Regions from separate parts of the Homo sapiens genome. Here region 2 is linked to region 1. Evidence: chromatin loops called from intact Hi-C (ENCODE). Cell type or tissue: GM12878. All regions are shown on one strand. Each heading gives the region's core, and the rest is flanking DNA. Links, peaks and the distances in the headings are about the cores only.

Evidence for each region. A loop is a pair of places that touch in the nucleus more often than their neighbours do. Peaks named below come from ENCODE experiments on the same cell type or tissue, not always from the same donor. Only the 100,000 strongest peaks of a DNase experiment are listed, where the experiment ranks them.
Region 2: it touches region 1 in a loop (2.7-fold over the local background); 3 of 110 quality-filtered maps call a loop at or near these places.

Annotation. Positions count from the first base shown.
Region 1 is chr9:887,245-903,231 of GRCh38, forward strand. It overlaps DMRT1 (doublesex and mab-3 related transcription factor 1), which reads left to right. Exons shown (of 5, transcript NM_021951.3): 3 at 6,668-6,951. Among named protein-coding and RNA genes, the nearest start is that of DMRT1, 54 kb to the left of the region's middle. RefSeq lists an enhancer at 6,682-7,001. In GM12878, for the core only: CTCF peaks have their summits at 5,086 and 6,708 (motif pointing right); a DNase peak (open chromatin) is centred at 6,847.
Region 2 is chr9:1,861,796-1,875,367 of GRCh38, forward strand. The region is part of intron 2 of LOC105375951 (a long non-coding RNA gene); the gene reads left to right. Among named protein-coding and RNA genes, the nearest start is that of SMARCA2, 150 kb to the right of the region's middle. RefSeq lists an enhancer at 10,116-10,165. In GM12878, for the core only: a CTCF peak has its summit at 8,285 (motif pointing left); a DNase peak (open chromatin) is centred at 8,166; H3K27ac peaks cover 1,135 bases.

The sequences.
Region 1 (15,987 bases), core at 3,400-11,399:
AAAGGAGATCTGCCAGTGATTTTCATGAAGTTCCTTCCTTTACTACGGCCTCCTTGTGCAAGCTTAAAGTGACTTCTTGCCTGGAGTATTTAAAGCACCTAGTCTATTCCCCCATCTCCTTATTCTCTTAGGTCTGTTTTTTGTGCTTTGACCAGATTCCCAAATATATTTCTGCTACTCCCTTGCTCTGAAAACCTTCATTGGTTCCCTAGAGGAGAACTTGTTGGCCTGGCATTCACATTCAGGGTCTTCAGCAATTAACTCCAGCATAACCTTCCATTCTCATTTGCAGTTGTCACTTGTGAACTCTGCAGTCCAGCCAGGCTCATCTGGTCACTGTGGCTGGAGCGCGTCTTGTCCTTTCTCTCCTTTGGGCCTCTGTTGACCTCCCTCATGACTCTATTGGTATTATTCTCCTTTTTTTGAGTGTTTACCCACTGTCTCTAAATCACCTCCACTCTGGCTCATCACTCACCGTGGCCTTTTCTGACACCTCTCTATATAGAACCATTTGGTGACATTATCTATACTGTCACTGCGGCACTTGGATTATTGCTTTGTAGATTTCCCAGTTTGCACCTAATTTCCCCAAATAGATGGCAAATTCTTAAGAAAAAATGTAATGTTTAAAGTATGTTTTTGTGCCTTTGACAACATTTAAAGAAAGCTTTGAACATAGTTGTTATATGATAACTAGTGAATGAATCAAATCTAAATATAAAAATACAACTTAAGGTCAAGAATAAATGATTTTTGTAACACCTGCTCCTCTGGATTACCCAGAAGTCTTCTGAAGAATATTAAATTTTGACTCTGCAATGTTTTGTATCTAACTGAATGCCTGACAAATAGTAGGTGCTTAATAAATATTTGTCAACTGGAATAAGCATTTGAATAGATGAATTAAGTTACTGTGGTTAGAATAAATGAAGAAAGTCTGGATGTAAGCCATGAAACTCACAACCATTTGGCAGCGATACACACACAGTACATACAGCTTGGGATCTAAGCTCTGAGTGATTTAGGTAGAAGCCTAGCTTTTCAATACAATGGAATTCTTTTTTTTTTTTTTTCCTTTTGAGACAGAGTCTTGCCCCTTTGCCCAGGCTGGAGTGCAGTGGTGCGATCTCGGCTCACTGCACCCTCTGCCTCCCAGGCTAAAGTGATTCTCCTTCCTCAGCCTCCCTTAGTGGCTGGGACTACAGGCATGCACCACCATGCCCAGCCAATTTTTATATGTTTTGTAGAGGGGTTTTGTTTGCCCAGGTTGGTCTCGAACTCCTGGGCTCAAGTGAACCTTGTACCTCGGCCTCCCAAAGTGCTGGGATTATAGCCAGGAGCCACTGTGCCTGACCTCATTTGTTGTATACTTTTATTTAATAGTCAGGACTGTCACAGCGATGCAGTCAGGGGCATGAAGGTATCTCATATTTTTAGGAATAGCGTGTGGAGCAGTTGTTAATAGTCAGGACTGTCACAGCGATGCAGTCAGGGGCATGAAGGTATCTCATATTTTTAGGAATAGCGTGTGGAGCAGTTGCTTTGAATTTTGAGAGTACAGCCGTGTGTCTCAACAGTTTTAGCACATCAGAATCTCCTGGGCTGGATGCAGTGGCTCACACCTATAATCCCAGCACTTTGGGAGGGTAAGGCAGGAGGATATCTTGAGCCCAGGAGTTTGAGACCAGCCTAGGCAACATGGTGAGACCCCATCTGTATTAAAAAAAAAAAAAAAGAATTTCTGGAGAGCTTAGTAAAATTCAGATTGCTGGGCGCCATTCTCGGGGTGTATGATTTTGTCAGTCTGTGGTGGGGCCCAAGAATTTGCATTTCTTTACGTTCCCAGGTAATGCTGATGCTACTGATTCAGGGACCACACTGTGCGAACCATTGGATTAGACACATGTAGCTTGACAGATATTAATTTCAACCTTTCCATGTACTAGCAGTGTTCATATAAATGCCAGGAGTTATGAAGCTGTTTTTAACACTGACTGAGAATTTTAATTGGGAATTTTAACATATAGAATTCGGTGGTTTATACACATAGTACTTTGTCAAATCTAACTTTTTTAAAGTGGTTAAACATTTTAACAGCGTAAAGGCAGACATCTGCTCTTCCAAAGTTCAAATGGTTTTATTATTTAAATATTGGTATGGAACAACTTTTCCAATACATATCTCCTATTTATTCTTAAAGCTTGGTATAACTTGAAAGAGGAAATAAAATACGGGTAAGTGGAAAAGTGATGGTGTTGTTAACTAATTACAGTCAGCTGTAACAAAACAAATTATTGCTTTGACCTGACGTAGCATTTTAGTTGAGGTTTACTATGCAGTTTATTGAAGCCATTCTCTTGTTACCTTCAGAGTTATTACTGCCATTATTTTGTTGCTTGATAAACTGAGGCCTGATAAAAGGTTCAGATTAAGGTCATGCTGCAGAAATTCAAGAACTTGTGCTGTGCCCTGATTCTGGAATGCTGGAATCCTTGGGTTTCTATTTATTCGTCTGCTACTGTATTTTGTTTTCTTTTTTAAGAAGCTTGCTTTTGAAAGGCAGGCCTTAAGTGGGAGGTATTCAGTGTTTTTAATGCAGGGACAGGCCTAAGTGTCTAAAATGCCTTCCTAAATGTCTGTGAGATTGTATAGGAATGAACCATTAATGTTTATGACTGCATGGTAGGATAGGTCATTTATTCTTTTTCTGACTTAGATGCTCATATAATTTATTAAATTTGAGAAGCTCATAAGGCTTTTGTAATCAGATAAACAATAGAGACATGACCTTGAAAACAAAAGAATGATATAGAAAACCACCACTTAACGCCACCAAACGTGTTTTTTTTTTTTTTTTTTTTTGAGCCGGAGTCTTGCTCTGTCACCCAGGCTGGAGTGCAGTGGCGTGATCTTGGCTCAGGCCGACTGAGCTGAGATCTCAGGCCGCCCGCCTCAGCCTCCCAAAGTGCTGGGATTACAGGCGTGAGCCACCGCACCCGGCCCAAACTGATGTTTAAAATAAGAGAAAGGCCCAGTGGGGAAGTTGAGGAGGAGCGAATGGACATGTGCCCTCTCCAGACTTGGGGGTGTGGAATAATGGCATTGGAATGTCTCATCTCATTAGCTGGGAAGAGGAGAGAAGAAAGGAAAGGAATAGAATAAAACAGTGGTTTGGGAGTGCATTTACAGGAGCCTAGCATAGGTGGATTTGGTTTCCTTTCAGAGAAAAGTGACACCAATGCTGACTTTAAAATGAGGCTTCAAAAATAAATTTTGTTGTAGATCTCAGCCAGACCTTCCAGAGCTTGCACTTTAGTTTTGCCCTCTCCCTTGCATGTTTTTGTTTTCCCACACACTCAGCCAGTGGATGGTTTCTGGGCACCTTCTTTGGGCCATGCATTGTGCTGGAAATTTCTCTCATGAGCCAATTCTGTCTGCTTAAGGACACTTAAACCTCTATTTATTTCTTTATTTTTATTTTTTTATTTGAGACAGAGTCTCATTCTGTCACCCAGGCTGGAGTGCAGTGACGCGATCTCTGCTCACTGCAACCTCGGCCTCCCAGGTTCAAGCAATTCTCCTGCCTCATCCTCTGCAGTAGCTGGGTCTACAGGTACGCACCACCATGCCGATGTCCGGCTAATTTTTTTTTGTATTTTTTTTTTAGTGGAGACGGGGTTTCACCATGTTGGTCAGGCTGGTCTCGAACTCCTGACCTCAAATGATCAGACCTACCTCAGCCTCCCAAAGTACTGGGATTACAGGCGTGAGCCACCGCGCTCAGCCTTAAACCTTTTTAGAAAAGTGAAACAAGGCCAGGTGTAGTGGCTCATGCCTGTAATCGTAGCACTTTGGGAGGACAAGGTGGTTTGATTGCTGGAGCTCAGGAGTTTGAGACCAGCCTGGGCAACATAGTGAGACCCCATCTCTATACAAAAAAATTAAAAAAAAAAAAAGCTAAGAGCTTATTAAAATTCAGATTGCTTGAGCTCAGGAGTTCGAGATCAGCCTGGCCAACATGGTGAAACCCCGTCTCTACTTAAAAAAAATACAAAAATCAGCCAGGCATGGTGGCTTGCGCCTGTATTCCCAATTACTTGGGCTGCTGAGGTGGGAGGATCGCTTGAGCCCAGAAGGAGGAAGTTGCAGTGAGCCGAGATCGTACCACTGCACTCCAGCCTGGGCGACAGAGTGAGACCCTGTCTCAAATAAGTAAATAAACAAAATAAAAGTGAAACGACAAGATCTTATGACTCCCTGGAGGTTTTACTTTTTTTTTTTTTTCTCCCAGACGGAGTCTTGCTCTGTCGCCCAGGCTGGAGTGCAGTGGCCCAATATCGTCTCACTCCAACCTCTGTCTCCCAGGTTCAAGCGATTCTCCTGCCTCAGCCTCCCAAGTAGCTGGGACTGCAAGCATACGCCACCACGCCTGGCTAATTTTTTTTTTTTTTTGGTATTTTTAGTAGAGACAGGGTTTCACCGTGTTAGCCAGGATAGTCTTGATCTCCTGACCTCGTGAATCACCTGCCTCGGCCTCCCAAAGTGCTGGGATTACAGGCGTGGGCCACCGTGCCTGGCTGGAGCTTTTACTTTTAACTCACATTATTTTTGATGCCAAGCTACTTGAAAAATGATTATTCCTCAGTCCCTTCAGCAAATATTGACCCACTGTGTCTGGCAGTGTGCTAAGCACGGAGGACACAGTGGTGTGCCCGGAGGCTGGGTGCCTTCTTGCTGGATCTCACGTCCTGGTAGTCCTGGTAGGAGAGAGGCCATTCACTGGAGTCATCTCTTTGGATTTCTTGTTGCTTGTTGCTCCTTGCTCTCTTGCAGGCCTGCATCTGCTCCTTTCATCATGGTTAAAACCGCAAGGCCCTGAAGACCTAGTTGTCTGTTGGTCTTTTCTAGAACTGTTTGCTTGATGTCCCAGCAGCAGTTGACACCACAGCCTGCTTGCTCTGTGATTCAAGTCAGCTTTAACCTCTGTGACGTTGTATTCTCTGTTTTTCACGCTCCAGGTCTTGGCTCTCCTTTATTCTGTAACAGCTCCTCCCTTCCTTGCCCAGATGGAGCTAGCACCTCCAGTGGTGACTCTTGGATCTGGCTTCCAGTCTCAGCCTCTCCCAAAAGCACGCGTTTCATGTTCCTCACCCTCACCCAGCCCTCCACCTGCACACCTGCCCACCCTCTGCTCTACACACCCAGGCTCCTGCTCTCTGCCTCCCCTGCATCTTAATTCCTGGCAGCCCCTCAGCCCTCCAGTTCTGTTGCGTTTCATCCCCCACATGTCCCTGGAACAGGCTCCTCTCTTACATTTGCAGGCCTTAGAGTTCTGGTCTGTCCTTGAACTCACTTTGGTGGTTCCCTAGCAGGTCTTTCTGCCTCTGATCTCTCTCTCCTTCACTTGCCCTAAGCAGTTGCCCTTAGATAAATCTCCTCCAAGCACAGCTCTGACCGTGTAACCTCCTTGCTCAGAACTCAGTGGTTCCCATTACATCCCAGAGTCAGGAGAGCTGGACTGAGGCCCGCCTCACCTTACCCTAGCCCATCTTTCATACTACATGTCTCCTTCCCTTTTCTCATCCAGTTCCTCAGCCTCACTTCCCTGCCCATCATTCCAAACTCTACCCCCACTTTCCTGCTTCCACTCCTTTGTCCTTGCTGCTCCTTTCTCCTTCCTCTCCTTTTCTCATTTTTCACCTGTGTCCTGCATCTTTTTTTAAGTGCAACTCAGGTGCAGTTTTGTCCATGAATTTCTAACTAGGCTACAAGCCATCTCTGTTTCCTCTGACTTCCCATGGAAGTTTATGGGTCTTCCTGTATGATGGTAGGTGGTAGGTGGTATTCCCTTCCCATCTTCTATCCTAGACCGTAGACTCCCTGTGGGCACGGCAGCTGGCAGACGTTTCAGGCACCCGGACTGGCTCTTAGAACATTGTTTAATAAATGTCCATTGGATGGATGACTTAGGAATTCATTTATTGGAATTGACAATAAACACTTTAATGTCTGTGCCAGAGGTTGGGAAACTAGTCTTTGGGTTAGATCAGCCCACTGCCTGTTTTTATAAATAAAGTTTTATTGCAACACAAGCATGCTGCAGCAGTGATTGAATAGTTGACAAAACCTGAAATAGTTACTGACCTCTTACACTAGAAGTTTGCCCCTGGTCCGCACCTTTGGCCAGATTTCTGAAGATACCTGATCACCTGTGGAAGGAAGTTAAGGAAACAGGTGTTCACCTAAATTCACCTAAACTCTTGGCCACTCGTTTTGACTTTCTAACCTATCTATGTGGCTACAATTAATTTTGTTTTAAGAATGCACAATCAGGTCAACTAGATTTGCTCTTCAGTTTCTTGACATTAGGATAGGAATTTCTGGATAGAAGTTGTGCTGTTGGGCTTTATGTAATTAAAATCACCTCTAAAATGGTTTTGATACTCTCAGTAAAAACAATCAGCTGAGTCTTTCGGTTGTGCCACCAGAGTGAAGCGAACCTTAGAAACTCTCCCTTATTTTGGCTATAGGAGAAGCAACAGATGGTTTTGTCTTCTGCATATTCAGCTACCTTGCTCCGCAGGTCTTGGGTAGGAAGGTTTAGAAGTAAAGTTTCGTGGACTAACATTAATACCATGTTGTATTTTTCTTTTTTCTTCCAATTTAGAGGGACGTATGGTCATCCAGGATATTCCTGCTGTCACCAGCAGAGGGCATGTGGAGAACACACCTGACCTGGTTTCAGACTCCACCTACTACAGCAGCTTCTACCAGCCGTCTCTGTTTCCTTATTACAACAATCTATACAACTGCCCGCAGTACTCCATGGCCTTGGCTGCTGATTCTGCTTCTGGGGAGGTGGGAAATCCCCTCGGGGGATCCCCTGTGAAGAACAGCCTTCGGGGCCTCCCCGGACCTTATGTGCCTGGTCAGACAGGAAACCAGTGGCAGGTATGATATTAATTACCCAGAGAGTGAACTGGTTGTGTGAAAGCCACATGCATGTGCACACACATGCACATACACACAGAGGCACACACGCACTTGTGCGCCCAGAGGCACACACAGGTGACACACACAGGTACACACACATATGTGTGTGTGCCATTTTGCACACATGTAGGCACAATATGCAAAATGTGTAAGGAATTTTTTACTCTGTCAATAATGCCCTTTAGCCTCAAAGGTTGGCTGCAAGGAATTGGAAAGAAATAATGTACAAACTTGTTTTCTTTTTCAAATTTTACTTTTCTCATTTTTTGAATGTTGCATAAATAACCAGTTGGGCACAGGCAGATCACAAGTACTGAATGAGGTACCACCTCCTCCAGCTTTGTCCCCACTTTCGTTGGGCACCTTAGAAAATGCTGGGTAAAGCCTTCTGGGTGGCAGTAATCTGCGTGATGAATTTGCACCTTGGGAAGGAAACAGGTCATAATCTGTATGGAAGAAAGGTAAGAAAAGGAATTCGGTCACTGTTGAGCTGGACCCAACCTGGGTGCATTTTTCGCTAGGAATAGAGGTCAGTCTTTCATTCTCCAAGTTTGTTTTTTTTTTTGTTTGTTTGTTTGTTTTGGTTTGGTTTTTGAGACAGAGTCTCGCTCTGTTGCCCAGGCTGGAGTGCAGTGGTAGGATCTCAGCTCACTGCAACTTCTGCCTCCTGGGTTCAAGTGCTTCTTTTCACCTCAGCCTGTGAAGTAGCTGGGATTACAGGCGCCTACCACCCCACCCGGCTAATTTTTGTATTTTTAGTAGAGATGGGGTTTCACCATGTTGACCAGGCTGGTCTTGAACTCCTGACCTCAGGTGATCCGCCCGCCTCGGCCTCCCAAAGTGCTGGGATAACAGGCATGAGCCACCGTGTCCGGCCCCAAGTATGTATTTTTAAAATAGCATGCAATCAAGGGCATTTGATATTTGGAGTAAAACAAAGCATTTTACTTTATTAGAGAAGGGAGCGTTTATCTAGGGCTGTTCTGCTTCCTCAGTTGCAACCATTTTCATCATGCCCGTTTGTTAGCAGCAGATTGAAGGCATCAAAAGCATTCAGAGGCTAGATTACCTTGTACAGAGGTATGTTGTGGGAATATGTAGGTGAAAAGTTAGACTCAACACCTCCAAGCCCTCTTCCAAGTGAAAGACATTAGGATTCTGCAAGAACTGTTCTCATTCTGGATGCATTTGCCATGCTCAGGCTTCCTCAGTGGGGATTTGATTCAACGCAATGCCACATATATATTTGGGAGTTCAGTGCAAGTGTTTGACCCTCTTTTTCACTTTCCCAGCTTTATTGACGTATCATGGGTAAAAAAAGTTGTATATATTTAAGATGTACAATGTGATGATTTGATATATGTGTACCTTGCACAATGATTGCCACAATTAAGCTAATTAACAAACACATTAATCACCTCACATAGTTACCATTTTTATGTGTGTGGTTGATAACACTTAAGATCTACTCTATTAGCATTTTTCAGGTGTACAGTATATTATTAAGTACAGTCACCATGCTGTATGTTAGATTCCCAGAATTTACTCATCTTATAACTGAAACTTTTTTTTTTTTTTTTTTTTTTGAGAGGGAGTCTTGCTCTGTCACCCAGCTGGAGTACAGTGGCGCGATCTCGGCTCACTGCAACCTCTGCCTCCCGGGTTCAAGCCATTCTCCTGCCTCAGCCTCCCGAGTAGCTGGGACTACAGGCACGCGCCACCAAGCCCAGCTAATTTTTGTATTTTTAGTAGAGACGGGGTTTCACCATGGTGGCCACGATGGTCTGTATCTCTTGCCCTTGTGATTGGCCCACCTCAGCCTCCCAAAGTGCTGGGATTACAGGCATGAGCCACCACTCCCAGCCGTAATTGAAACTTTTTACCCTTTGCCCAACATCTTTTTTTTTTTCCAGCTCAATGAATTTTATTTCCCTTGTTGTATATAAATGCTTTGATTGACCAGTAGATATTTGTCAACCATTAGTATCTTGGTTCTGTTGAAGGAGTAAGAACATTTTAAACTGAGATTTTTTTTTTCTTGTCTTTTCTTTTTTTTTTTTTTTTTTCCTGAGACAGAGTCTCACTCTGTCGCCCAGGCTGGTGCGATCTTGGCTCACTGCAACCTCCACCTCCTGGGTTCAAGTGATTCTCCTGCCTCAGCCTCCTGAGTAGCTGGGATTATAGGCACGCACCACCACTCCTCGCTAATCCAACATCCCTTTATTTCCTCCACCTCGAGCTCCCGGCAACCACTGTTCTCTGATTCTGTGAGGTTGACTTTTTAAGCATTATTTAGGCCAGGTGCGGTGGCTCATGCCTGTATTCCTAGCACTTTGGGAGGCCGAGGCGGGTGGATCACGAGGTCAGGAGTTCAAGACCTGCGTGGCCATCATGGTGAAACCCTGTCTCTACTAAAAATACAAAAATTAACTGGGCATGGTGGCGCACGCCTGTAATTCCAGCTACTCAGAAGGCTGAGGCAGAAGAATCGTCTGAACCCGGGAGGTGGAGGTTGCAGTGAGCAGAGATCGCGCCATTGTACTCCAGCCTGGGCGACAGAGTGAGACTCTGTCTCAAAAGAAAAAAAGAATTGACTTTTCTAAGCCCACTTCAAGAAAATGTGAATTGAAATTTTCCTCTGACCCATTCTGTTCCATTTTGCGTCTGCCTTTTTCAGGTATTAAAATGTTGTTAAAATTGAAGTCATTAGGTTGATAAAATTGAAGTCATTCCACTTTTGGGATCTTTTGCTACCCTCAGGGATCTGACTTCTTGGGCATATTAAAATGTCAATTTTAATCCCCTGAGCTACAAATTTTCTTAAGTTCTTCATACGTTTTATTTTTGGAATCATATTATTATTATTATTATTATTATTATTATTATTATTTTTGAGACAGATTCTCGCTCTGTCGCCCAGGCTGGGGTGCAGTGGCGCCATCTCGGCTCACTGCAACCTCTGCCTCCTGGGTTCAAGTGATTCTCCTGCCTCAGCCTACTGAGTAGCTGGGACTACAGGCACGTGCCATCACGCGTGGCTATTTTTTTTTCTGTATTTTTAGCAGAGATGGTGTTTCACCATGTTAGCCAGGATGGTCTCAATCTCCTGACCTCGTGATCCACCAGCCTCGGGCTCCCAAAGTGCTGGGATTACAGGCGTGAGGGAATCATACTATTTTTGAAGGGAGCTTTTAAAGCACATTGATATTGGAATTGAGAGGTAATATACGTATAAAGGAAATGCAATGATCTGTGGAACTGAGACTGAGATGGGAGCCCGGGAGTTGGAGGCTGCAGTGAGCTATGATTACACTACTGGACTCCAGCCTGGGTAACAGAGCAAGACACTGTCTCCAAAAAAAAAAAACAAAATTAAGTAGATTTTGCATTCTACTATCTTCTCCCTATTATGTCGTTGTTGGTTTTTTCCAATTTAAGAATGTTTTAAAATCATGTTTGTTCATTATAACTGTCTCCTGAGAGCCACCGCGCCCGGCCTAAAAAATCTATTGAGTTCTTGACTGTTTGTTCATATGTATTTTCGTTAGCTACCTCAGATCCCCTTTGTAGCAAGATAGGGTATAAAAATACATATGTTAACTATTATCAAAAGACTGACATGCGAATATGGACCAAGTATGAATGTGTATGGATTGATTTCTGTATCTTTGGGGAAGAATTTGATGCCCTTAGGAAATAGAAAACATAAAGTATAGGTAAAAATGATAATGGTGCAAAATGCGTTAAGACATAGATGTTATAAAGAAGTATTAAAATTAAATAGTAAAAATCTACAAATAATACCTTTAGCTAATGTTGAAGGGAGAGAAACTGGATGGCTCACTTTTTAACCAGAGTCGTTTTTCTTTTTTCTTTTGTTATTGTTGTTTTTCTTTTTTTGAGACAGGGCCTCACTCTGTCATTCAGGCTGGCGTGCAGTGGCGTGATCTTGGCTCACTGCAACCTCCACCTCCCAGGTTCAAGTGATTCCTGTGCCTCAGCCTCCCAAGTAGCTGGGATTACAGGCATGTGCCACCACGCCCGGCTAATTTTTGTATTTTTAGTGGACATGGGGTTTCACCATGTTGTCCAGGCTGTTCTCAAACTCCTGGCCTCAAGTGATCCGCCCACTCGGCCTCCCAAAGTGCTGGGATTACAGGCATGAGTCACCGTGCCTGGCCCAGAGAGGTAGCAGAAGTGTCAGGAACAGAGATCTGGATGGCAGTCTTTTCCTCACTTCGCTTTTTCTGCTGTTCCTGGAAGGCTCTCTCACTCTGCTCTTTGGACAATGCCTTGCCCCTCTTGGTGGCAGCTTCCTAGGAGAGGGCAGAGTCGGGGGCTCTTCTTTGGTTGCTGCCCTGCTTTTCTGTCTTCTTTGTAGAAGGTGCCCCACCGCTGCACTTGGAGAGCACCTGTGCTGTTCTCTCCTGACTGATTTTCTTGGTGTGAAAATGGCTCAACCTTGAGGCCAGAATGTGAGGTTGGGTCTTCAACTACTTTCTTGACTGTGTTGCTAAGGCCGGACTCTCCTCCTAACTTAACCAGATGGAGTCATCTTTTTATTAGCTATCCTGCCTAGTAGGATGTAAACTCTCTTTTTCTTTTTAGATTGTGATACAAATTTGGGTAGTGTGGACATTTTAGCCATATTAATTCTTACAGCCCATGAACATGGAATATCTTTTCATTTATCTGTCTTCGGTTTCTCTCATCAGTGTTTTATAGTTTTCAGTAAAGAAATCTTTCACCTCTTTGATTACATGTATTTTTTTAACTATTGTAAATGGGATTGTTTTCTTGATTTCTTTTTCAGATGGTTCACTAGTCATGTATAGAAATGCTAACTAATTTTTGTATGTTGATTTTTGTATCCTGTAGGATAACTCCTTTCTGATTTATATCAGAATCAAGAAAGATTCAAATCTTTCTTCAAAAAAAATCAATATTTTAAAAAAGAAACAAGAAAACAATTTGTATTAAAACCAACAACTCCTTTTTGATTCCTAGAAAAAAAAAACTGACTCTAGTGGAGATCGTCATAACTTTTTAAAGCTAGAAGGAATTCTTAGAGATGAGTAGAAAGGGTTTCGAATTTTTATTGTACAGTTGAGACTTCCTGCAAGCCTCCCTATAAAAACAAGCAAGCCACGAATAATTACTGAGCACCTACTAAGTGCCAAACCTCCTTAAAAAATAGAGCAGTCTCCTAGCTCGGCATTCCAGAATCTTAAGGCTCTTTTGTGTAAATGCCCTGCCTGCTGAGAGCTGCTTTTAATTGCTTCTGGTCTGCCTCAGCCTGTGTAGGAGATTTGTGGCCCAATCATAGATTCCTGTCCTGTTGTGAAACAGGAATAACATTTGTGACACTGGAACAAACTCACAATGAATGGCTGGTTCCGCTGACCAGCAGCTCAATTTCACTTCTGCATTTAATTGCCTGCAAAAGCTGTTTATTGCCTTGTGCACTCCTCCACCGCAACATTATCTCTTAAATAAACATGTTGTACCAGGTTGACAAGGGAGAGGTGCGTATCGAGTGAGCAGAAATAAATATGGGAGGACTCTGAGCTATGCCTCGGATCTCCTTTCAGGCCCTATGGCAGGCGCCCTCTTGACTGCTTTTCCAAAGCTTGTGCCCCCAGATGTGTAGACTTACATTCCAGCCACGTTTAGGGTGTGGCCAAATGGCAGCACTGGCAGTTATTTCGTTCTTTCTGGTGGTTATGTGGTCTCCTCTGAAGTGTTTTATGGTTGTCCATTGACGATAAGGCACCTCGAAGGAATGCATTCATGTCTTAACATGCTTCCAGAGCCCACCATGTGCTGGGGATCTACCACTGAACAAAACACAAAAATTGGGAAAAGTGAGTCTTGGGAGAAGGCTGCTATTTCTTGATCCCTGGAGTTGGGGATTGCCTAAACCTTTCTACAGGTAGGAAGGAAACCGCGTTCTGGCATCTGGAGCTTGAAGCACAGAAAAAAGTGCCCCCTTGTGAGTGTTCCTGGCCCGGTGCTCCAGCACCTTCTGCCTGCTGAGGGTGGAAGGGTTGGGAAGGGCACTCAGAAAAGCCAGTACCTTTTCACTGCTTGTCCGCCGTAAGGAGCAGCCAGACAGGCTCTCGTTTTCCCACTGCCCCCCCTTTTTTTGTTGTTTTTTAAGTGTAGCTCAGCATCAGAACAACCTGTTTGTTAGCTTGAAAGAATGGTCAAAACAAGTCACTTTCCAAAGTATCTGCTGTGTGGGGGTGGCCAGAGCACTCTCTGCAGCTGTGCCATATTTGTGCTGTAGGAAGGCGCAGTGAGGGTGGAGCCATGGGAAGACAAGGCGGAAACCTGGCTCTCAGGAGACAGTTATGATGAACAAATATGATTTTAAAATACTCTTAAATTGAAAAAAAAACAACAAAGACATAATAGGGAGAAGACAGCAGAATGCAAAATCTACTTAATTTTTTTTTTTTTTTGGAGACAGCGTCTTGCTCTGTTACCCAGACTGGAGTGCAGTAGTGCAATCGTAGCTCACTGCAGCCTCCAACTCCTGGGTTCGAGTGATCCTCCCATCTCAGTCTCACGAGTAGCTGGGACTACAGGTGTGTGCCACCATGCCACACCTGGCTAATTAAAAAACTTTTTTTGTAGAGATGGGGGTCTCAGTGTGGTGCCGAGGCTGGTCTTAAACTTTTGGCTCAAGTGAGCCTCCTGCCTCAGCCTCTAGAAGCGCTGGGATTACAGGCTTGAGCTGCTGTGCCTAGCTCTACTTCAGTTTTTTTTTTTTAATTATTATTATTTTTTAATTGAGAAGGATCTTGCTCTCTCACCCAGGCCAGAGTGCAGCAGCATGATCTCAGTTCACTGTAGCCTCCACCTCCTGGACTTAAGCGATCCTCCTACCTCAGCCCCCTCAGTAGCTGAGGCTACAGGCATGTACCACCACACCCAGCTAATTTCTGTACTTTTTGTAGAGATGGGGTTTCACCATGTTGCCTGGGCTGGTCTCAGACTCCTGGACATTCAAGTGATCTGCCTGCCCTGGCCTCCCACAGTGCTGGGATTGCAGGCATGAGCCACCACGCCTGACCAATTTTTTGTGTGTTTGTTTTTTATTGTGAGACAGAGCCTCACTCTGTTGCCCAGGCTAGAGTGCAGTGGCGCGATCTCGGCTCACTGCAACCTCTGCCTCCCGGGTTCAAGCGATTCTCCTGCCTCAGCCTTCCAAGTAGCTGGGATTACAGGCCCCTGCCACCATGCCTGGCTAATTTTTGTATTTTTAGTAGAAACGGGGTTTCACCATGTTGGCCAGGCTGGTCTTGAGCTCCTGACCTCAGGTGATCCGCCTGCCTTGGCCTCCCAAAGTGCTGGGATTATAGGCGGGAGCCACCGCGCCCGGCTGCCTGACCAATTTTTAAGACATAGTAGGAGACTTCACATGAGTTTTTTTTTTTGCCACTGAGCTCCACGGTCAGGTTTCCCAGGATGATGTGCTCTGGTCACTGGAAACTCCTGGGAAGTTCTGGATGGAGAAAGCGGGAGTGACTTGCCTTACGAACCTGCCCTGGGCCCTCTCACCCTTGGCCGGGAGCCCTTCACAGTCTTGTTATCCACAAGATAACACCCTCACTCCAAGGCTGCCCTCTCACCCCCATGGCCCACACCATCAGCAAGTGAAACTAGCCCTTTTTTTTTTTTTTTTTTTGAGACAGAGTCTCGCTCTGTTGCCCAGGCTAGAGTGCAGTGATGCGATCTCAGCCCACTGCAACCTCCTCCCTAGTTCAAGCGGTTCTCCTGCCTCAGCGTCCTGAGTAGCTGGGATTACAGGCGTGCACCACCACGCCCAGCTAATTTTTGTATTTTTAGTCGAGATGGGGTTTTGCCATGTTGGCCAGGCTGGTCTCAAACTCCTGACCTCAGGTGATCCGCCCCCCTCAGCCTCCCAAAGTGCTGGGATTACAGGCGTGAGCCACCGCGCCAGCCACTTTTCAACTTTTTAAAACATAAAGTGATGTATTAGATGGTGGGATGTTTTTTGTTAATGCTCTTATTCAGCAATGTAAAAAGTTGATACCCGTTGTCTCTCGCCTCCTTCCTACACCCCCTCCTCCTCCACCTTTCTTTTTTAAGACTGCTGCAGTACTCAGTGTGTCCTTGTGACAACAGTGAAGTTCTTTAGGGGCTTCAGTGTGCTCCCTTTAGCAATTATGTGGACTTACATTTGTGCTTACCTCTTGACTTGCAGGGTGCTTCCCCTCCCACCACATTTTTTTTTTTTTTAGATGGAGTCTTGCTGTCTTGCCCAGGCTGGAGTACACCAATGCAGTTTCTCGGCTCACTGCAACCTCTGCCTCCCGGGTTCAAGCGATTCTCCTGCCTCAGCCTCCTGAGTAGCTGGGACTACAGGCACACGCCACCATACCCAGCTAATTTTTATATTTTTAGTAGAGACAGGGTTTCGCCATGTTGGCCAGGTTGGTCTCGAACTCCTCACCTCGAGTGATCCGCCCACCTCAGCTTCCCAAAGTGCTGGGATTACAGGTGTGAGCCACCATGCCCAGCTTTCCGCTCCTTTTTATGACAGCCATGGGAACACCCTCATGCTGGTCTAGCATTTTGAGGAATTCATTCACAGGAACCCCAAGTAGGTTCTGCTGTCAGGTACATGGTGAGGATGTAATGATTGGGCCTACTAGGTCAGTAGGCAAGTTTTGGAGACTCTTCTGTTTAAGGAAATGCAACTCCAAAGTCATGATAGACCCTAGAAAGTTTAAAGCCAGTGGAATTAAAGCTGTCATGTTCCCTGAGTTTGGGGGTCACATTACTATTAGTATAAACTTTGCCTTAAATGGCTTGTCAAGTCTTAGCCATGCCTATGATGTTTTCTTCTGCAACATAATTCCTCATTAGGTTCCTCTCTTTTAAAGAGAAATAGTGGACCCAATTCTCTTGGGTCTTTACAACATAGTCTTACTCCTGCAGGGAGCAAAGCTTTCTTTCTCTAGC
Region 2 (13,572 bases), core at 3,780-11,779, 970 kb after region 1:
GCGCAATCAAATTAGAACTCAGGATTAAGAAACTCATTCAAAACCACACAACTACATGGAAACTGAACAACCTGCTTCTCAATGACTACTGGTAAATAACGAAATGAACGCAGAAATAAAGATGTTCTTTGAAACCAATGAGAACAAAGACACAATGTACCAGAATCTCTGGGACTTGGCTAAAGCAGTGTATAGAGGGAAATTTACAGCACTAAATGCCCACAAGAGAAAGCAGGAAACATCTAAAATTGACACCCTAACATCACAATTAAAAGAACTAGAGAAGCAAGAGCAAACAAATTCAAAAGCTAGCAGAAGGCAAGAAATAACTAAGATCAGAGCAGAACTGAAGGAGATAGAGACACAAAAAACCTTAAAAAAACCATGAATCCAGGATGTGGTTTTTTGAAAAGATCAGCAAAATAGATAGACCACTAGCAAGACTAATAAGGAAAAAAAGAGAGAAGAATCAAATAGATGTAATAAAAAATGATAAAGGGGATATCACCACCAATCCCACAGAAATACAAACTACCATCAGAGAATACTATAAACACCTCTGCACAAATAAACTAGAAAATCTAGAAGAAATGGATAAATTCCTGGGCACATACACCCTCCCAAGACTAAACCAGGAAGAAGTTGAATCTCTGAGTAGACCAATAACAGATTCTGAATTTGAGGCAATAATTAATATCCCACCAACCAAAAAAAGTCCAAGACCAAAAAGTCCAATTCACAGCCGAATTCTACTAGAGGTACAAAGAGGAGCTGGTACCATTCCTTCTTGAAACTATTTCAATCAGTAGAAAAAGAAGGAATCCTCCCTAACTCATTTTATGAGGCTAGCATCATACTGATACCAAAGCCTGGCAGAGACACAACAAAAAAAGAGAATTTTAGACCAATATCCCTGATGAACATCGATGCGAAAATCCTCAATAAAATACTGGCAAACCAAATTCAGTAGCATATCAAAAAACTTATCCACCATGATCAGCTTGGTTTCATCCCTGCGATGCAAGGCTGATTCAACGTATGCAAATCAATAAACGTAATCCTCACATAAACAGAACCAACAACAAAAACCACATGATTATGTCAATAGATGCAAAAAAGGCCTTCAACAAAATTCAACAGCCCTTCATGCTAAAAACTCTCAATAAACTAGGTATTGATGGAACATGTCTCAAAATAAGAGCTATTTATAACAAACCCACAGCCAATATCATACTGAATGGGCAAAAACAAGAAGCATTGCCTTTGAAAACCAGCACAAGACAAGGATGCCTTCGCTCACCACTTCTATTCAACATAGTGTTGGAAGTTCTGGCTAGGGCAATCAGGCAAGAGAAAGAAATAAAGGATATCCAATTAGGAAAAGAGGAAGTCAAATTGTCTCTGTTTGCAGATGACATGATTGTATATTTAGAAAACCCCATCATCTCAGCCCAAAATCTCCTTAAGCTGAAAAACAACTTCAGCAAAGTCTCAGGATACAAAATCAATGTGCAAAAATCACAAGCATTCCTATACACCAATAATAGACAAACAGCACAATCATGAGTGAACTCCCATTCACAATTACTACAAAGAGAATAAAAAGAATCCAACTTACAAGGTATGTGAAGGACCTCTTCAAGGAGAACTACAAACCACTGCTCAATGAAATAAAAGAGGACACAAACAAAAGGAAGAACATTCCATGCTCATGGATAGGAAGAATCAATATTGTGAAAATGGGCATACTGCCCAAGGTAATTTATAGATTCAGTGCTATCCCCATCAAGCTACCAATGACTTTCTTCACAAAATGGGAAAAAAACTACTTTAAAGTTCATATGGAACCAAAAAAGAGCCCGCATCGCCAAGTCAATCCTAAGCAAAAAGAACAAAGCTGGAGGCATCACGCTACCTGGCTTCAAACTATACTACAAGGCTACAGTAACCAAAACAGCATGGTACTAGTACCAAAACAGAGATATAGACTGATGGAACAGAACAGAGGCCTCAGAAATAACACCACACATCTACAACCATCTGATCTTTGACAAACCTGACAAAAACAAGCAATGGGGAAAGGATTCCCTATTTAATAAACGGTGCTGGGGAAACTGGCTAGCCATAGGTAGAAGCTGAAACTGGATCCCTTCTTTACGTTGTATACAAAAATTAACTAAAGATGGATTAAAGACTTAAGTGTAAGACCTAATACCCTAAAAACTCTAGAAGAAAACAGGCAGTACCATTCAGGACATAGGCATGGGCAAAGACTTCATGTCTAAAACACCAAAAGCAATGGCAACAAAAGCCAAAACGACAGATGGGATCTAATTAAACTAAAGAGCTTCTGCACAGCAAAAACTATCATCAGAGTGAACAGGCAATCTACAGAATGGGAGAAAATCTTTGCAATCTACCCATCTGACAAAGGGCTAATATCCAGAATCTGCAAAGAACTTAAACAAATTTACAAGAAAAAAAACAACCCCATCAAAAAGTGGGCAAAGGATATGAACAGACACTTCTCAAAAGAAGACATTTATGCAGCCAACAGACATATCAAAAAATGCTCATCATCACTGGTCATTAGAGAAATGCAAATCAAAACCACAATGAGATAAATCTCACACCAGTTAGAATGGCGGTCATTAAAAAGTCAGGAAACAACAGATGCTGGAGAGGATGTCGAGAAATAGGAATGCTTTTGCACTGTTGGTGGGAGTGAAAATTAGTTCAACCATTGTGGAAGACAGTGTGGTGATTCCTCAAAGATCTAGAACTAGAAATACCATTTGAACCAGTGATCCCATTACTGGGTATATACTCAAAGGATTATAAATCATGCTACTATAAAGACACATGCACACATACGTTTATTGCGGCACTCTTCACGATTGCAAAAACTTGGAACCAACCCAAATGTCCATCAATGATACACTGGATAAAGAAAATGTGGCACATATACACCATGGAATACTACGCAGCCATAAAAAAGGATGAGTTCATGTCCTTTGCAGGGACATGGATGAAGCTGGAAACCATCATTCTCAGCAAACTATCACAAGGACAGAAAACCAAACACTGAATGGTCTCACTCATAGGCGAGAGTTGAATGACGAGAACACATGGACAAAGGGTGGGGAACATCATATGCTGGGGCCTGTCAGGGGGTGGGGGGCTAGGGGAAGGATAGCAGTAGGAAAAATACCTAATGCAAATGACGAGTTGATGGGTGCAGCAAAACCACCATGGCACATGTATCCCTATGTAACAAACCTGCACGTTGTGCGCATGCACCCTAGAACTTAAAGTATAATTTAAAAAGGAAAATTTTTTTAAAGTGCATACATTTTCAAAAATATGCATAGAAAAATATTTGAAAGGATGTATACCAGACTTTTTTAAATGGTCATTTCTTGATGGCATGATTATATGACTTTTTTTCTTTCTGTTTACCTATTTTTTTAAACTTTACATTATAAACTCATCTTAATCTCTGCCAACAAGAAAAAAAGTGCCGTTAATAATATCTGTAATATGAATGACATAACTTCTAGAATTATTAAGCTTGAGAAGTAGTGTGCAGAAAAGAGTTAACATAGCAGGTCTGACTACTATCCTTCAAAAGACCTGCTTAAAAGATGCCTCTTAGCTGGCATTTGGGAACTTAGATTTCAGAACAGTTCCTGCCACTCTAACTGGTAAGAGTGGCTCACCGTACCTAAATAATACGGTTTATGCTGAATATTTGCTTTCCTTCTGGGAGTTTGGAATTTCAGTGCATACTAGGCAGAAAATGTCTATGTAACCACACCCCCATAAAAACCTAGGTTTTGAGTCACTAATGATCTCCAGTAACACAAAATTTCACATATGTTACAATTTGTTGCTGCAAAAAAAATAAGTACACCCTGTGTGACTCCACTGGGAGAGGACTCTTAGAAGTCTGTACCTGTTTTCTTGGGATTTCACCCCATCATGCACTCTTCCCTTTGCTGATTTTTCTTTGTGTGCATTCACTGTAATAAATACTGCTATGAGGAGTATGACCATTAAAAAAATCAAAGCAATATCAAGTATCTTTTCAGACCAAAATGGAATAAAACTAGAAGTCAATAACAAGAGTAACTTTGGAAACTGTACGTAAAAATTAAGTAACATGCTCTTGAACAACCGCTGGGTCGATTAAATAAATTAAGAAAGAAAATGGTTTCTTGAATCAACTAAAAGTAAAATTATAGCATAGCAAAATCTATGGGATACAGCAAAAGCAGTACTAACAGAGAATTTTATGGAAATAAATACCTACATCAAAAACTAGACAGATTTAAGATAAACAACCTAAAAATACATCTCAAGGAACTAGAAAAGCAAGAACAAACCAAACCCAAAATTAGTAGAAGAAAAAAAATAATAAAGATTAGAGCAAAACTAAAGAAAATACAGACTGAAAAAAATATGCATAAGATGAATAAAATGAAAAGTTATTTTTTGAAAGATAAATAAAATCAATAAACCATTAACTAGATTAAGAAAAAAAGAAAGAAAATCTAAATAAAATCAGAAACAAAAAAGGAGACATCACAACTGATTTCACAGAGATGTAAAGGATCATTAGAGGCAATATGCCAACAAATTGAAAAGCCTAGAGGAAATGGATAAATTCCTGAACACATATAACCCACCAACACTGAACCCAGAAGAAATAGAAAAGGGAAACAGAGCAATCATGAGTAACAAAATTGAATCAGCAATAAAAAGTCTCCCAAAAAAGAAAAGCCCAGGACCGGATGGCTTCACTGCTAAATACTACCAAATATTTAAAGAAAAACTAACATTTACATCCATGTAGTATGGGAAATTAAAAAGAAAAACTAACACCAATTCTTCTCAAACTGTTCTAATAAAGTTGAGAGGGGTAATTTTTCCTAACTTATCCTATGAGGCCAGCATAATCCTGATACCAAAACCAGACAAGGACACAGCAACAACAAAAAAAGAAAACTCTAGTGAACATAGATGAAAAAATTCAAACAAAATACTAGCAAACTAAATCTAACAGGACATTTAAAAGATTATACACATGATCAAGTGGGATTTATCCCAGGGATGCAATGATGGTTCAACATACACAAATCAATAAATGTGATACATCACATCAAGAGAATGAAGGACAAAAAACATATGATCATCTCAATAGATGCAGAAAAGGCATTGGATAAAATTACACATTTCCTCATGATGAAAACTCTCAAAAACTTAGGTAGAAAAAACATACCTCAACAAAATAAAGACCATATAAAACAGCTAACATCATATTGAATGAGGAAAATAAAGTTTTCCTCTAAGAACTGGAACAAGACAAGAATGTCCACTTCTACCACTCGCATTCAACATAGTACTGGATGTCCTAGCCAGAGAAATTAAGCAAGAGAAAGAAAGGGCATTCACATTGGAAAAGAGTAGGTCAAACTGTACCTCTTTGTAGATGACATAATCTTATATATAGAAAAACCTAAAGACCTCACCAAAACACTCTTAGAACTGAAAGAGGAATTCAGTAAAATTTCAAAATACAAAAATCAGTAGCATTTTTATATACCAATAACTAGCTGAAAATGGAACAAAGAAAGCAATAACTACAACAAAATAAAAATCTCATGTTCATTAATAGGAAGAACTGATATTATGAAATGACCGTACTGCCCAAAGTAATCTACAGATTTAATGCGATCTCTTTCAAAATACCAATGACATTCTTCACAGAAATAGGAAAAACAATCCTGAAATTCATATTGAACCACAAAAGACTCCAAATAGCCAATCCTGAGCATAAAGAAAAAGTCGGAAGTATTATACCAGAAATACTAGATTTCAAAATATTCTACAAAGCTAAAATAACCAAAACACATGGTACTGGCATGAAAACAGACACATAGACTGATGGAACAGAATAGAAAAGCCAGAAAGAAATTTATACATTTATAGCCAACTGATTGATAAAGGCACCGTGAACACACACTGGGGAATGGCAGGCTTTTCAATAAATGGTGCTGAGAAAACTGGATATCCACATGCAAAAGAGTGAGACTATACCCTTATTTATCGCCATAACAGAAATTAACTAAAAATGGATTTAAGACTTAAATGTAAGGCTTAAAACAATAAAACTACTGGAAGAAAATATGAGAGAAATGCTTCATGACATTGGGCAAAGATTTTATAGGTACAACTTCAAAAACACAGGCAAAAAAGCAAAAATAGACAAATTGGATTATTTCAGACTAAAAAACCTTAAGCACAACAAAGGAAACAATTAACACACTGAGAGACAACCTGTAGAATGGGAGAAAATATTTGTAAGCTATTAACCTGATGAGGGATTAATATCCAGAATATTAAAGGAACTCAAACAATTCAATAGCAAGAAAAATAATCTGGTTTAAAATGGGCAAAGAATCTGAATAAATATTTCTCAGGTGAAAATATCTCTCAAATGGCCAAAAAGTATATTAAAAATGCTCAACATCACTAATCAGGGAAATGTGAATCAAAACCACAACGAGATACCATCTCAACCCAGTTAGAAAGGCTATTATTTAAAAAGACAAAAAAATAACAAATTCTGGCAAGGATGCAGAGAAAGGAGAACTCTTACACATTGTTGGTGTCAATACAAATTAGTACAGCTATTTTGGTCAATAGTATGGAGGTTCCTGAAAAAAACTAAAGATAGAACTATCATATGATCCAGCAATCCCACTACTAGGTACTTAGCCAAAGAAAAGGAAATTGACATATCAAAGAGCTATCTGTCCCCCTTGATATTTATTGAAGCACTAGTCACAGTAGCCAAGCTATGTAATCAACCTAGGTGTCCAAAAACAGATGAATGGTTAAGTAAAACGTGGTCTGTACACACAGTGGAATACTATTCAGCCATTAAAAAAGAATAAAATCCTGTCATTTGAGGCAACATGAATGAGTCTGTAGGGCATTATGTTAAGTGTAGTAAATCAGGCACAGAAAGATAAATACTACATTTTCTCACTCATATGTGGTAGCTAAAAAAGTTGAGCTCATAGAAGTAGAGAGTATAATTGTGATTATTAGGGGCTGGAAAGAGGAGGGAGGAGAAGAGGGTAAGAAGTGGTTGGTTAATGAATACAAAATTGCAGCTAGATAGGAGGAATAAGTTCTAGTGCTCCATAGTACTGTAGGGTGACTATAGTTAACAACGATTTATTATATATTTACATATAGCTAGAATAGAGGATTTTGAATGTTCCCAACAGAAAAAAATGATAAATGTTTGAGGTGATGCATATGCTAATTGTTCTGATTTGATCATTATACATTGTATATATGTATTGAAATATCACTCAGTATGCCATAAATACATATAATTATGATGTCAAGTTTTTTAAAAAAAGACTACTATGAAGCAATTATTAGGCTGGGCATGGTGACAGAAACCTGTAATCCCAGTACTTTGGGAGGCCGAGGTGAGCAGATCATGTGATGTCAGGAGGTCAAGACCAGCCTGGCCAAAATGGTAAAAACCCATTTCTACTAAAAATACAAAAAATTAGCCCGGCGGATGGTAGCACATACCTGTAACCCCAGCTACTCACTCAGGAGGCTGAGGCAGGAGAATTGCTTGAACCTGGGAGGCGGAAGTTACAGTGAGCCGAGATTGTGCCACTGGACTCCAGCCTGGGCAACAGAGTAAGACTCTGTCTCAAAAAATAAAATAAAAATAAAGAAATTATTATACATTTGTCTGATTAAACTACATCTTTTTTCATTCTGTCCATTTTTTGAAAGTTTATAAACATCTGCATTAGAAAAAGATAACGGAAACCAACTTCATCAGTTGGGCTAGTTGCTGCAGCAAAAGTCTGAATGGTCCAGTTTCTGAATAGCTAAAGAAAACCATCTATTTATGTGTTCCTTGCTATGGATAAATGGACATTTAATTTTTCTGTAGCCAAGAAGCCATCCTGTATCATCCTTTCTCCCTAGACTTATATTTCTGGAAAACTACCACAATGGTGTGAAATTGCAAGGAGTTGCTTCCGGTTCACAGTGAGAGCTCAAAACTTGAGTCATTCTACGTAGGTGCCACTGGTATGGAAGATGCTGTAAGAATAGGACACCTTGAATTTGCATTAGCCTAAGTCTTGCTTCCTCTCTCCTACCTCCCCTTAATTACAAAACACAAATCACTTCACCTCCTCTGGTACAGAACAAATTGACCTCTACTCCCCCCTGGTGGATCACTACAGTATGCTGGGCGAGTCACTTCTGAAATCGCCGCATGGGCCCTTAAGACTTAATAAATCAAGGGCCACCTCTTGTGAGCCTTACATGTTCTAGTCCAACGTACTAGTTATTTAGAGCTGAAAAGTAATCTGCCCCCATATTGTGCTAGTATTTTTTGGCTTGTGTCTTCCAAGTTGTTCCTTTATTATTCCAATGTTGCATTCTTTATTGTGATTGCCTGGTTACTTGTCTATCTCCCCAAATAGACCATAAACCACAGAAACACAATAATGTGAAGTGATTTTCTTGAGGCCACATAATCAGGAGAGGATCCCAATATAGAAATCAGGTTTCTCTATTCATGAGCCATTGTGCTGTTCATTCACAGCGATGTTCTGTGTTCTGAAATCTCTTTCTCAGAAGAAGCATTGAGATGGCAACACACCAGGGCTCAGAAAACAGATCCTGCTGTCAGCTCAGTCACGCATCTCGCCAAGCCCCTAATGTTTCTCATCTGAACAATGATGGTAGTTTCTTCAGACCATTGCTAAGGTTCAGTACAACTTCGAATATCTAGGATTCAACTGGAAAGAATTGCCATTCATGGGCAGTTGTAACACATTGAGAGAGAGAGAGAAAAGAGAAAGAGGGAGCATTCATCTATTAATTAAACAAATATGTCTTCATTTAACAATTATTCAGCATCTGCAACATGCCAAAGTGGATGCCAGATACACTGGTGAACAAAAAACACAATGACCTTGACCCTGAGAACTTTTGTCTTGATCCTTGTGGAGTCACTGGCCAGTGCCTCTCATTGATGATCCCAGATAAACAGATTGACAGGCCTTTGATCAGCACGCTATTTTGAAGAATTCTCTCATGGATATGTGTTTGTGTGATGGGGTAGGAGAGAATGCTGGTGACAACTGCCACACTTAAAATTAGCATATCTCAAATTCTTGAAACAAACAAAAACAAATAAACAGCAGCAACAAAACAGACTGGGTATGTCCAGCACAGGTGTCCCCTGCCTGTAAATGTGCAGTTTCCCTAAATCAAGCCGTGGTTGCTCTCTGCTGCCAAGATGCCAATGGGAGTGCCCAATTAGTGCCAATTTGTTTCTTGTAATACAGACACCTGTCACCAAAGAGCTTGATAAAAATAACCATCTCAGTCACTGCAGATCCAAACTGGGCTCTAACTAATCACCTAGAGGTAAATAGGAAGGCTTCAAATCCCACTGCAAATTCTCCAAGGGACTCAGTCCCTCTGACTGTGGACAAATTTATGCCGTATTTCTCACTGATGGCAAGACACCAACTGGCAATTGATATTTTTTTTTCTTTAAATGCAAGTTATCAGCCTTTCCTCCCAGTCAGCTACAGGCTTCCCCCTGGCAGTTCAAGACTCAGGGTGATAATGGATTATCTTTACTTTTAATAGCAAATCACCTTCCACTGAGATGGAATGAATGCTGCAGGAGAAGGAGAACAGATTTCACCAAGAAGTCCTTTAACTCTCTTCAGGAAACATCTCTAGTTCAAGCATTTAAAAAAAAAAAAATAACCTTTAAAAACTAACCAGGTTTCCGCTGTGTGGTTGAGCCAGCCATGAGGGTTGTGCTGGTTACATCTGAATTAGCCCTGCTTGACAATCACTTTCAAACTCTGTTGTACTTCATGCCAGCAGTTTCACTCCCTGGGTGTGCAATCGTATGGGGCAGATGCCTTCGAAGGAGCTATCGGACCCAGATGAAGAACATATAATATACAATAAACAAATGAGAAGGCAAGACATTTTTACAGAATCACCCAGGCAGGAAAATCAGCACGTCCTGCTCTTCAATAGTGGGCCCATCTAGCCTACTGCTTTATGGGGAGCAGAAATGCCTGGAATCTAAATCTGCCACAGGAGGCGTTTCTTTGCCTCCTCTCGATGCTGTGAGCTGAATGGTAGATTGCATCACCTCCATTGTAAGGCAGCTCTCGTTATGAGAAACCAAACATAGAGCCTGGCTCCTAACTGGAGTATTAATAATGAAAATGGATTATGTGCATCCTGTTTGCTAAGCAATTATCCCAAGGCAGGGATTGAGTCCAGATTTTTTGCCTCACTGCCTGAGTGGCAGAATGTGAATAGATAGACAGGTATTTGCATGCAGTGTCTCTGACCTGGAGAAAATGTCAGGAGCTTTATAGACTGCAGTGAGAGCTGCAGATGCATATTCTTTTCAAACATGGCTGGGTTTTGCAGTCTATTCTTGGAAAAGGCAAAGAAAGGGGGAAAGAGTTGGATTTGCTGTTACTGTTTAAAGATATCCTCCTGAGTCAAGGTGAGATTATTTTATTTTGCCCACCTTAAGTTTTTTATTAACTGGAAGTGACTTCAGCTCCTACCTTCTCAAGGAAATGAAATGAGTTTTATTTAGTTGATGGCGAGGAATACTTTCCCTGGATGTTTAATAGACCTGGGTCTGATCTGCTGAACCTAGGCACATTTTAATGAGAGGAGGCATTTCTCTAATGCTTCAGATGTACATTTTCTTCTTCTCCTCCTCTTTCGCTTGCTGTGATCCTGCAAGGTGGCAACTGACTTCCTCTCTCTGATGCTCATGCTCTATTTCAGGGCTATATTTCCAGGGTGAAATGAATCCTGCATAGGTGTATGCAGTACTTTAGAATCCTTCAGAGTAAGCCCTGCCACAGCTGTGTCACCTCCAGTCTCTGCTCACCACCCTCCTCCTTTGTCTTGCACTCACATGTTAAGTTGCAGGATGGAGAGATGGTAGTGGAAGTTCATGCGGACAAGGCTCATTTTCACGGGACCACAGAGAGTAGTCCTACAAGACTCAGGCAGGTAGCAGGGGCAGCACACCCCTAATCCTGTGGCAGAGGTCACTCAAACCCTAACACAGATTTTACACTCAGTTAAAATTGCCTGGGGAATGGATAAACAACTGTAATACATCCATGTGGTAGAATACTACTCAGCAATAAAAAGGAACAAATTACTTATATATACAACACCGTGAAAAAATTATCTAATTCGTTATTCTACGTGAAAGAAGTCAGACTCGAAAGACTACATACCGTATGATTCCAAACTGGAAAGGTAAAACTATAGGGACCAAAAACAGATGAACAGTTTCGAGGGCTGCAAGCAGAAGGAGAGGCTGACTTAATAGGATGACCAAATCACCTTCATTTGCTTAGAACTGTCCCAGTTTTAGCTCAAAATGTCTCCATCCCAGAAACCCCTCAGTCCTAGACAAATTGGGACAGCTGGTCTCCCTGGAGCTTGACTACAAAGGGACACAGAGAACTTTTGAAGGGGATAAAACTGTGTTTTTAAAGCTCAGAGAACTGTACACTTACTTAAAAGGGTGAATTTTACTCTATGTAAATTATAACTTAATAAGTGAATGGGAAGAATTGCCCAGTCTCTCCTGTGTCTCTCCACTGGGCAGTGGGCTCTCTTATATGCAAGGATTTCATCTGTCCCATGCCACTGTCCCCCCTGGCACCTAGTGCTGTGCCTGGCATGACATAATTTGCTAAAAGCATGCATGCTCATTTTCCTCAGATGCTACGCGTCGTGTCAACACCAGTGGATTCTTTAAACAATCCAATGGTGACTAAACATGACATTTTCTTCCTGGAAATGCTCGAATTAAGGTTTTCTCTGTTTCTTTTAGGTTGTGAGTTGATCGACGTGCTCTCAATATGATACAACTATAGTTATCAGTGTTTTCTAAATACATTGAACATAACAAATTCCTGGAGTGTTTAAAAAAAAAAAATTCCTGGAACTCTACCCAGGTTGACCAAAGCTGAGCTTCCAGGGGAATGGCCTGGGAATGTGTATATTTTTAAAGTTTCTCAGATGATTCTTATGATCAAATAAGGAAAGCAGAAAGAAAACTGTGGTGTCAGACCTCAGCACTGGCCTTTAGGGCTGGTCAACACATCTAAAATGTGATCCTTCTATCAGAGTCTTTCCCTTGAGGAGTCATTCATTCATTGATTCCATCTGAGAACTAGTTATTGAGCAACTACTCTAATACTACAGCCTGAAAACAGGACAAACAAATACACGGGATAAGTTCAATCACTGCCAGGAACTGCGACAGGGCTAGGTACCACTTCAATACAAGTCAGGAAGGATGCAATTCTTGTTGATTTCTGGCTCTAACCTCATGCTGGTTTCCCATGGGGAGTGTACTTGGAATGCCACAAACATGTTCTCATCCCAGCATTGCCAAAAACATCTGCCACAGACTAGCCTCAGCGTCTGCAAACATGAAGGGAAAGACCTAGACATTGATCCCCAAGGTCGTCTTCTAGGCCTGACATTGTATGTTTCTGGAGTTTATTATTGTAATCAAATAAAACGAATCTGATACATATTTAATGATATACATAATTGTTATTATGCTGCATGATAATTAGCTATCAATGGTAAGCAGTTCACAGAAATGACTGTAATTAGTATTTCTTATACACAGTCAACCCAAGTTTGGGGTTTTTCTCTCGTCTCACTTTTTTATTCTGTAATCAGCATCAGAGTTCTCTGTTCTTCTACACTATGTATCATTCCAGGATAATCCGTGTCCTTCTCTCACACACACCAGCTTAGGGATATTGATGCTTGAAAACATCAAGGCCCAGGATATTCTCTTCAGAAGCTAACCAATCCGGAGAGTGCTGTGTTACTGCATTCCCTGCTACCTCCAGGAGACCTTTCAGATACTGCTTTCTTGGCCAGGTGTGGTGGCTCATGCCTGTAATCCCAGCACTTTGGGAGGCCGACGGGGGCGGATCCCTTGAGTTCAGGAGCTCCAGGCCAGCCTGGCCAACATGGTAGAACCCCATCTCTATCAAAAAATACAAAAATTAGCCGGGTGTGGTGGTGTGTGCCTGTATAGTCCCAGCTACTTGGAACGCTGAGGTGGGAGAATTGCTTGAACCCTGGAGGTGGAGGTTGCAGTGAGTGGAGATTGCACCACTGCCCTCCAGCCTGGGCAACAGAGCAAGACCCTGCCTCAAAAAAAAAAAAAAAAAAGATATTGCCTTCTGTTAGCTTCTTCCTCTGCTGTCTCAGGTGCAGCAAGGACCTAAAGGAACTGCAAAAAGTTTAGACAATCAGAATTTTTCCATGAAGGAATGGGAAATCCAACAGGGGAGATAATACATGAGGATGGACCTGATATCTTGGTTTCTGAGACTCTGGCAGCAGAAGGGAAGGTGTGTTAGTTTCCAGGGCTTCCACAACAAAACACCACAGATGAGGTGGCTTAAACAA